2 separate regions of the Homo sapiens genome follow, and region 2 is linked to region 1. Evidence: read pairs that join two places in POLR2A ChIA-PET (ENCODE). Cell type or tissue: Panc1. All regions are shown on one strand. Each heading gives the region's core, and the rest is flanking DNA. Links, peaks and the distances in the headings are about the cores only.

Region 1 (4,540 bases), core at 1-4,000:
TGCCTCAGCCTTCTGAGTAGATGGGACTACAGGTGCACACCACCATGCCTGGCTGATTTTTGTACTTTTGGTAGAGACGGGGTTTCGCCATGCTGGCCAGGCTGGTCTTGAACTCCTGGCCTCAAGTAATCTGCCCACCTTGGCCTCCTAAATTGCTGGGATTGCAGGTGTGAGCCACCATGCACAGCCAAAATATATAACACTTTGGAATCAAAAGGGATGGATTTATGTCTCCATTCTTGCCACTACTAGCAGGAAGACTGCTTGAAAATAGCACTCAGTTTTCCCAGATAGAAACTGAGGATAATGATTAAAGGCTATTATTCCAAGCAAGGGTTAGTCATTGCTGTTACTATCATTGCAAAACTCTGATAGTTCTAGATTGTAACCAGGAAGATACAATCAACCACAAAACTCAGCTTCCTCTGTCACAAATTCTAGATAGAGGTAGCCTTTCATGAGGCTGAGAGATGGAAAAATGAAGCGGGGGGACTCTCTTAGGACACATAAATATGCAAAAAAATTGCTACGCTTTAGAAAGCTATACATTCAAATCATAGATAAGCTGACATTAGTAGGCAGTGCATGTTCACAAAAAGACCATTAATTAGAAGAAATGTGAAATATTGTTAATTTCCTTATAGATTTGCCTATGTATAAATGGCCAATTTCACCGTCAATGAGCTCATGCTAAGTACTGAAATAAACTTAGTTTTAGAGCTTATCTTTGGTTAGTTGAAATCTGTATTGAGTTAGTTGAAATCTATAAGTTGATAGAACAGGCTCTTTAAAATCTATTGCAAGCTTTATACACTACAAACAAAAAGATAGAAAAAAGAAAACCTTTCATGAACTCATTGGCTTAGGCAGGTTTTCATGCAGAGTGTAGGTATTGAAGAGTCAGAACGGCTTAAGGATAGAATTTGGCCAATATATAAAAAAATATATATTTGGTATTTGTTAGTTGTATTATAATTATTCAGAAGTTCAGTTAATACGTGCAGTTGGCTTTGAGCCCTTAACCAGCTGTATGTGATAAAATCTGTTTCCTTTAGAGCAATTTCTTATATCCTGCCTTGATGCTCCTGTCTTTAATCTTTGCTAAGAGCTGGTGGTGAATTTGGCTGAATTCAGATTCCGTTTTTCTCTAATTGATTTCTTGAAGAAAATTCTCTATTGGTTGCTTTTCTTTCCTAGATTATGCTTTTAGTCTATCCAAATACTTCAGGCTAGAATGTAGGAACTTAGAAGATACAAATCACAAAGCTGTCTCCTCTAGGGATGCTCTCTCTTTCAAATAAGTGACTTAAACAACTTATTTTTGTTATCTTGTGTTATGTAATTAATATACCTTTTCCTGGGCTTTCTCTGGCTTTTTTTTTAAATGGACATTATTCAAGTATTTTTTAGAAGTAAAAAAAAAACAGTACAGTAAAGTTTTTATAACGTTTATTTTGAAGTTGTCAGAGACACCTTTAATATTAGACTGGACAATATCTTTAGTCTTTCTTTTGCTTTCTTTTGAAGTTTTTATTTGCTAATTGAAAAGAATGGAATAATAATAATAATAATAATAAATAAATAATAATAATAAATAATATAAATAAATAAATAAATAAATAAAATAAATAAATAATAAAAACATGTTTTTATAAGTGATGGAGTAGTACTTTGCCAAGTGATGAATTTTAACACTCATTTTGATGATTCTTCCTTATCAAAGCCTTGGATGAAATGATGAAAATGGAAATTTTGAGTGCCTGAAGCTGCTAGAATTGCTTTTAAAGTATTGGGTGTGCCAATTAAGAAGGTGGAATATGAAACTCCATGTGGCAACCGCAATTGCATGAAACTAGACTGTAATGGGAACTAAAACCTTGTGCAAAATTGCGGGTTGTTACTTTATCAGGAAGCAATTTTAAGTCTATCAATTATATTTAGGAAACAGGCTGCTTTAAATGAATGGAAAAAGTATTGGTTCTTCTCACAGATGACAGAATAGTAATAAGAGCAATCCCATGCGAATTAAGTGGGGATGATTTCTGCTTTGGATATTATTTTCTTCATGCATTCAGTGTTATTACTTGCAACTCCAGTTACTTTTTAGCAGGTGAAAATGGAAAGAGTTTGTCTGAACATGCTGTTGAGGAATCAGTTTATGGAATCAGTTTATGCCTCATGAGTCATTTATCTTCATATCAAGAATTTAAAACTGCCAAGATTGTCCTCCCAACCTCTCTCACAAACATTCATGAGAGTAGTCTCTAGAGGGGTGAAACAGAATGGTGTAGATAGACAGATCAGTGTAGACCTTGAGCAAGGCCTCTGAAAAACATCCCCAGACTAAAAGGATCTGTGATGGCATTTTGTGTGTGTGTGGCCAAAACAGAGAACACATTAATTTTCAATATACTTAAGATCTTAAAAATATATGTCTCATTAAATAAAAATATTGCCAAGTCATGATAGCAATTCAAGAAATTTCCTTTAAGATAGAGTTTGCCAAAAGAACATGCATGTTACAATTGCACCTCTAGGCTTCCTGCTACAACAAAAAAATCCAGTATAAAATAATTCTTTTCTGGGTTTTTTGTGTTGGGTGGGAAAATATGTAGGACTACTATTTAGACAGCTCAAATAGGAAGAAATGTGAAGATAGCAATTACTTCAATGCTGAGTACTTTTATATCAAGAAATAGAAAAGGAAACTAAATTATTCAGGGAGAAATATCACCTGGATATCTTTTTACAATTAAAATTTTAAATCTGAATTCACTTGTACAGATTGGCACAAGTTATTTTACCTTATAAATGTAATCATTGGCTGGGAGTGGTAGCTCACACCTGTAATTCCAGCACTTTGGGAGGCCGAGGCGGGCAGATCACTTGGGGTCATGAGTTCAAAATCAGCCTAGCCAACATGGTGAAAACCTGTCTCTACTAAAAATACAAAAATTAGCCGGGCGTGGTGGCTGGTGCCTGTAATCCCAGCTACTCAGGAGGCTGAGGCAGGAGAATTGCTTGAACCCAGGAGACGGAGGTTGCAGTGAGTCGAGATTTCACCACTGCACTCCAGCCTGGGCGACAGAGAAAGACTCCATCTCAAAAAAAAAAAAAAAAAAAAAAGCAATCATTAAGCTTTTCATCTAGCCATTACTTTTGTACAGGCTCTCATTAATTCCACATAGATGGTCTAATGGTCTACTAAATAGTATTCTAATCCTCCATCTTGTCTATCTCTTAGCCATTCTCCATGATAAAGGATGAATGGTCTTTCGGAAACATAAATGAAACCATGCTGCTTTAAAAAAACAAACAAACAAAAAGAAACCCATTAATGTTTTCCCAAAGCTTTGTGGACACATTGAAGCTTCTTGTTTCAGCTTCTGCCAACATTTCTCGCTCCAGCAAACTTTCTTCTGCTTCCCAAATATGACAAGCTTCTTCTTTAACTTTTCTGCCAGGTTAATCTTGACTCATTTCAAGAGAGGCTTGGGTCAGCCAGGGCCTACTCTAAGAAGTTTCTTTAGCCCTTATGTTTTCCTATGGAGAGCACACACTAGCTTTAAGTCCTGAGGGTACTTAAGATGATATTTCAATGTTTTTGTACTCTTAGTGCTTGGCATATGGTGGGTGGTCTACAAATTTAGAACAATGTAGTGAACCACAAACTCCTCTCTTCAGCCTGTGTGCTTACTTGTAGTAGTTGTCTGATCTCTAAAATTTAGAACTGAATATGCCAAGAAAGAGTTCAATTTCAGAGAGGAGGGTATGGTTTCATTTTAAGTATAAAAGCTTCCTTTAAAAAAAATTACGTCTTACATTTTGTTATGCTCCTAAGTGTAATTGATCCTGGAAAGTAAGCGCAAGGCTACTCTCTAATGCTAACTCTTATGTATGTAAGAGGTGAGGAAGGAGAGGTTGTGTGTGGTGCATTTGTTTTGTAAAAGCATCTAACTGTTTTCTTTCCAGACACTTTTTCAAAAATGGCAATGGTATCAGAATTCCTCAAGCAGGCCTGGTTTATTGAAAATGAAGAGCAGGAATATGTTGTAAGTAGAGTGATAATAAAATTATGATTACAATATTGAAATAAAAACGAATATAAGTAAATGGCCATTAATTTATTTCTCTCTCATTCTTAGCAAACTGTGAAGTCATCCAAAGGTGGTCCCGGATCAGCGGTGAGCCCCTATCCTACCTTCAATCCATCCTCGGATGTCGCTGCCTTGCATAAGGCCATAATGGTTAAAGGTAACGTGTTTCCTCAAAACAGTTCCCTCCTGGACATTTCAGAATGGCTATTTGAATGACTGTCAAAAAACAGACATGTGCAATGGAAAGAATCTGTTTCATTTTGAAGATAAAAACATTTCTTTGCCAAACGAAGATGTAATTATTTACTTAACACTGAGGAAATTGTGTTCACATCAGTGGAATCTCTATTGTTACAGCAGATATTACTGGCTCATTTCTAGCAGAAATTCCATGCTGAAATTAAAAGCTCTGTTCACATATAGAGTTGCAACTAGTATCAAAC
Region 2 (5,052 bases), core at 580-4,579, 840 kb before region 1:
TTCATTTAGTTGGTAAATTCTGGACTCAGAACTGCAAGCTAGGCAGTAACTCAGAGGTTGAGTTGACTTGATGTATAATGTCACCTTTAATGTCTACTGAACAAGAGATGTGTGTGTATAAGTAAGACGTAAATTATTTTTTCATCTTGAAAAGGAATGTGCTCAATAGAGAAAATCTGAAGTTAAAAAATAAAAAAACAGGAAGAAAAAATAACCCATGATTTCCCAACTCCAAGACCACCAACTGTTAATGTGTTAATGTTTGCGCATATTTCCTCCCAGTCTATTTTTATGCATAATTTTTAGCCCTGCATATTTAAAACAGCTGTGATTGTGCATATTTTATTTTGCTTTTGTCACTTTGTATGACAATATAATGTATGATGATGTTTTTCATAATATTTCAAATTCTCTATAATTTTTACTGGCTAAATATTAGTCTTTTAAGTGGAGTAATTCAGGTTGACAAATATTTATTGAGCACCTAATATGTCCCAGACCCTGTGCTCCACCCTGGGAACACACAGATATATAAAATTCTGTTCTTTTCTTCAAGAACTAGCAGTCTAGTGTAGAGCAAAGAAGGTAACTAGATAACTATGTAGTTATAATAATAGCTACCACTGGCTGGGCATGGTGGCTTATACCTGTAATCCCTGCACTTTGGGAGGCTGAGGCAGGCAGATCAGCTGAAGTCAGGAGTTTGAGACCAGCCTGGCCAACATGGTAAAACCACGTCTCTACTAAAATACAAAAACTAGCCAGGTATGGTGGCGGGTGCCTGTAATCCCAGCTACTCGGGAGGCTGAGGCAGGAGAATCACTTGAACCCAGGAGGTGGAGGTTGCAGTGAGCTGAGATCGTGCTGCTGCCTTCCAGTCTGGGTGACAGAGCCAGACTCCATCAATAATAATAATAATAATAATAATAATAATAATAATAATGATAGCTACCACTACTGAACATATATGATGTCCCAGGCACCATTCACAGGTATGAACTCACTGAATCCTCAGAGCAACCTTATGAGTAGGGATGATCACTCTGTTCTTTTTAATAGCTGTTGAGACTGAGGCATGCCTTGCTAATAAGATGGCATTGCCCAGTGTGGCAGGTTGAGTAATGGCTCCCTGAAGATGTCCACCTTCTAATCCCCAGTACCTGCAAATATTACCTTGCATCGAAATTACCTGTAAAGTAAAATGGTAAAAATGGAATATAATCTTACATGGAAAAAAGGGATTTTGCAGGTATGATTAAGTTAAGGATTTTTTTTTTTTTTTTAAGATGGAGTCTCACTCTGTTGCCCAAGCTGAAGTGCAGTGGCGCAATCTCAGCTCACTGCAAACTCCACCTCCCAGGTTCAAGAGATTCTCCTGCCTAAGCCCCTGAGTATCTGGGACTGCAGGCACGTGCCACCATGCCCGGCTAATTTTTATATTTTTAGTAGAGATGGGGTTTCACTATGTTGGCCAGGCTGTTCTTGAAATCCTGACCTCAGGTGATCTACCTGGCCTCCCAAAGTCCTGGGATTACAGGTGTGAGTCACCATGCTCGACCTAAGTTAAGGATCCTGATACAGGAAGATTATCCTGGATGATCTGGGTGGGTCCAATGTTGAGGAGAGTCCTAATAAGAGGTAAATAGTAATGTCAGAGTCACAGAAGGAATGTGATGATGAAAACAGAGAAAGAGAGAGAGAGAAAGGGCAGAAGAGAAGGAAAGAGAGGCTTGATGCCACACTGCTGACCTTGAAGACTGAGGAAAGGACCGTGAGCCAAGGAATGCAGGCAGCCTCCAGAAGCTGGAAATGAATTCTCCTCTGGAGCCTCCGGAAAGAACAGAGTCCTGTTAACGCCTTGATTTTACAACTTTTGACTTCTAAATTTATGTTGTTTTAAGCTATTAAGTTTGTGGTAATTTGTTATAACAGCAACAGGAAATAAATACACGAGGATTAAAACCCAGGCAGTTTGACCCTAGTGCCATCGTTCTTAACTATGGTCATATATGAGGTTATTAGCTATGTCCAGGGTGCTATGTGAATCTAGAGAAATAACACTTAACAGAGAGATAGGGAAGGACAGATAGTGTCAGCAAGATGACAATCTAGCTCTCTTAAGTGGGGCAGGAGTTACGAAGGCAGTGAAGGAAGGAAGGATAAGGAATTGAATTAACATAGAAAGATATGCATGATATCATAGGTGAAACTATTCTACTATTATGTATTTGTTTCCCCATTTCTGTTTTTAGAAATATATACATGAGTTTATTTATATTTATAATCATATGTGCAGATAATATGCTCTTATAGTGCTCTTTGGGGAGTGGGTTTCTGGGTAAATGTAAGAGAAGGCTTTACTTTTTGCTTATAAATTTTCACATTATTTGAAAATTTCATCACACATGTATTATGTTGGGCTTACTTTTTTGTAAAATAAAGTATGTGTAATATATCATTTTTCAAAATTGGAGAAAATGATATGCATTGCTGGGATGCAAATTTTTATGTATAATATAAAGCTTTGTGCTTCTTTAGTATAATTTCCTTAGTATGAAAATTTCCTAGAGGTAGAAGTGCTGAACCAATGGATACAATATTTGGAAAACATATTTAAAAAAAAAAGATATGGTAGACAATGGATAAGCCAAAATGAATGTATGAAGGGAAAGAAGATATTGAAGTTGGTAAAGAGAAGACATGATAGTTGCCTACTTGTATGTAAAGGCAGAAACATGGTATATTAGTTTGCTAGGACTGACATAACAAAGTACCACAAACTGGGTGCCTTATACAACAGAAATTTATTTTCTTACAATTCTAGAGGGTAGAAGTTCAAGATCAAGGTGTCACCAGAATCAATTTCTTCTGAGGCCTCTCTGCTGGGCTTGTAGATGGCCGCCTTCTCCCTGCGTCTTCACATGGTGTCTTTCTGTAGATGTCTGTGTCCTAATTTCCCCTTCACACAAGGATACCAGGCATATTGGATTAGGGCCCACCCCAATGATTTCATTTTAACTTAGTGACCTAATTAAAGACTCTGTCTCCAAATACAGTCACATTATGAAGTTTTCGGGTTAGGATTTTAACCTGTGAATTTTGGGGGAACACAATTCGCCTTATAACACATGGAAAAGAAAGCTCCAGAATCAATACTAGTGATGAGAATTTATCTTCACTATGAGAAGTAAACTTTGTTATATATATGTATCTATATGTATATATATACAAACACATATATATACATATATACACACACACACACACATATATATATACATATATATATATATATTTTTTTTGAGATGGAGTCTTGCTCTTGTTGCCCAGGCTGGAGTGCAATGGCACAATCTCTGCTCACTGCAACCTCTGCCTCCCGGGTTCAAGCAATTCTCTTACCTCACCCTCCCAAGTAGCTGGGACTACAGGTGCCCACCACCACACCTGGCTAATTTTTTGTATTTTTAGTAGAGACCGGGTTTCACCACGTTGGCCAGGCTGGTCTCAAACTCCTGACCTCTGGTGATCTGCCTGCCTCAGCCTCCCAAATTGCTGGGATTTTGAGACTCTGTCTAAAAAAAAAAAAAGGATGGACTGGACATGGGAGGGAAGTCCCATAAGATGATCATAATGGAGCTGAAAAATTTCTATCGCCTAGTGACATTGTAGCCATTTTGACATCAAAGTGCAATGTACTACTCAAGTGTTTGTAGTGATGCTGTTGTAAACAAATCTACCACACTGCTAGTCATATAAAAATATAGCACAATTGGCCAGGTGCAGTGGCTCACGCCTGTAATCCCAGCACTTTGGGAGGCCGAGGCAGGTGGATCACAAGGTCAAGAGATCAAGACCATCCTGGCCAACATGGTGAAACCCCATCTCTATAAAAATACAAAAATTAGCTGGATGTGGTGGCAGGCGCCTGTAGTCCCAGCTACTTGGGAGGCTGAGGCAGGAGAATTGCTTGAACCTGGAAGGTGGAAGTTGTAGTGAGCCGAGATTGTGCCACTGCACTCCAGCCTGGCAACAGAGGGAGACTCTGTCTCTCTGTCTCTCTCTATATATATATACATATATAGCACAATTATGTACAGTACATAATACTTGATAATGTAATAAACAACTTGCTGGTGTATGTATTTAATATACTATATATATATATACACACACATATTTTTTTTTTTTTTTGAGACGGAGTCTTGTTTTGTCACCAGGCTGGAGTGCAGTGGTGCTATCTCGGCTCATTGCAACCTCCGCCTCCTGGGTTCAAGCGATTCTCCTGCCTCAGCCTCCCAAATAGTTGGGATTACAGGCGCATGCCACCACGCCCAGCTAATTTTTGTATTTTTAGTAGAGACGGGGTTTCACCATGTTGGCTAGGATGGTCTCCATCTCTTGACCTCATGATCCACCTGCCTCAGGCTCCCAAAGTGCTGGGATTACAGGCGTGAGCCACCGTGCCTGGTCCTATACCATACTTTTAATCATTATTTTATAGTGGACTCCTTGTACTTATTTTAAAAAGTTAACTGTAAACAGCCTCAGGCAGGTCCTTCAGAATGTACCCAGAAGAAGGCATTGTTATCATAGGACGTGACAGCTCCATGTATGTTATTGCCATGAAGACCTTCCAAGTGGGACAAGATGTGGAGGTGGAAAGCAGTGATATTGATGATCCTGACACTGTGCAGGCCTAGGCTAAGGTGTGTGTTTGTGTCTTAGTTTTTAACAAAAAATTTAAAAAGTAAAAAACTAGTAAAAATTCTAAAAATGAAAAAAAGCTTATAGAATAAAAATATAAGGAAATAAAATATTTTTGAGCAGCTGTACAATGTGTTTTAAGCTAAATTTATTATAAAAGTCAAAAATTTTTAAAAATTAAATAGTTTAAAAAAGTAAAAATGTTACAGTAAGCTAAAGTTAGTTTACCTTTGAAGAAGGAATAGGTTTGTAGCATAGGAGCAATAGGCCACACCATATAAGCTAGGTGTGTAGTAAGCTATACCATCTAGGTTTGTGTGAGTACATTCCCTGAGGCTAACACAAGGA

What was found. Peaks named below come from ENCODE experiments on the same cell type or tissue, not always from the same donor. Only the 100,000 strongest peaks of a DNase experiment are listed, where the experiment ranks them.
Region 2: POLR2A ChIA-PET joins it to region 1 with 9 read pairs; 1 of 35 experiments calls an interaction of 5 or more read pairs at or near these places.

The regions. Positions count from the first base shown.
Region 1 is chr9:73,154,550-73,159,089 of GRCh38, forward strand. It overlaps ANXA1 (annexin A1), which reads left to right. Exons shown (of 13, transcript NM_000700.3): 2 at 3,973-4,052; 3 at 4,146-4,254. The coding sequence starts at 3,987. Among named protein-coding and RNA genes, the nearest start is that of ANXA1, 5.0 kb to the left of the region's middle. In Panc1, for the core only: no CTCF peak of the experiment used is centred there; no DNase peak of the experiment used is centred there; H3K4me3 peaks cover 639 bases; H3K27ac peaks cover 2,411 bases.
Region 2 is chr9:72,316,732-72,321,783 of GRCh38, forward strand. All of the region lies in intron 2 of LINC01504 (long intergenic non-protein coding RNA 1504), which reads left to right. Among named protein-coding and RNA genes, the nearest start is that of LINC01504, 14 kb to the left of the region's middle. In Panc1, for the core only: no CTCF peak of the experiment used is centred there; no DNase peak of the experiment used is centred there; H3K27ac peaks cover 1,402 bases.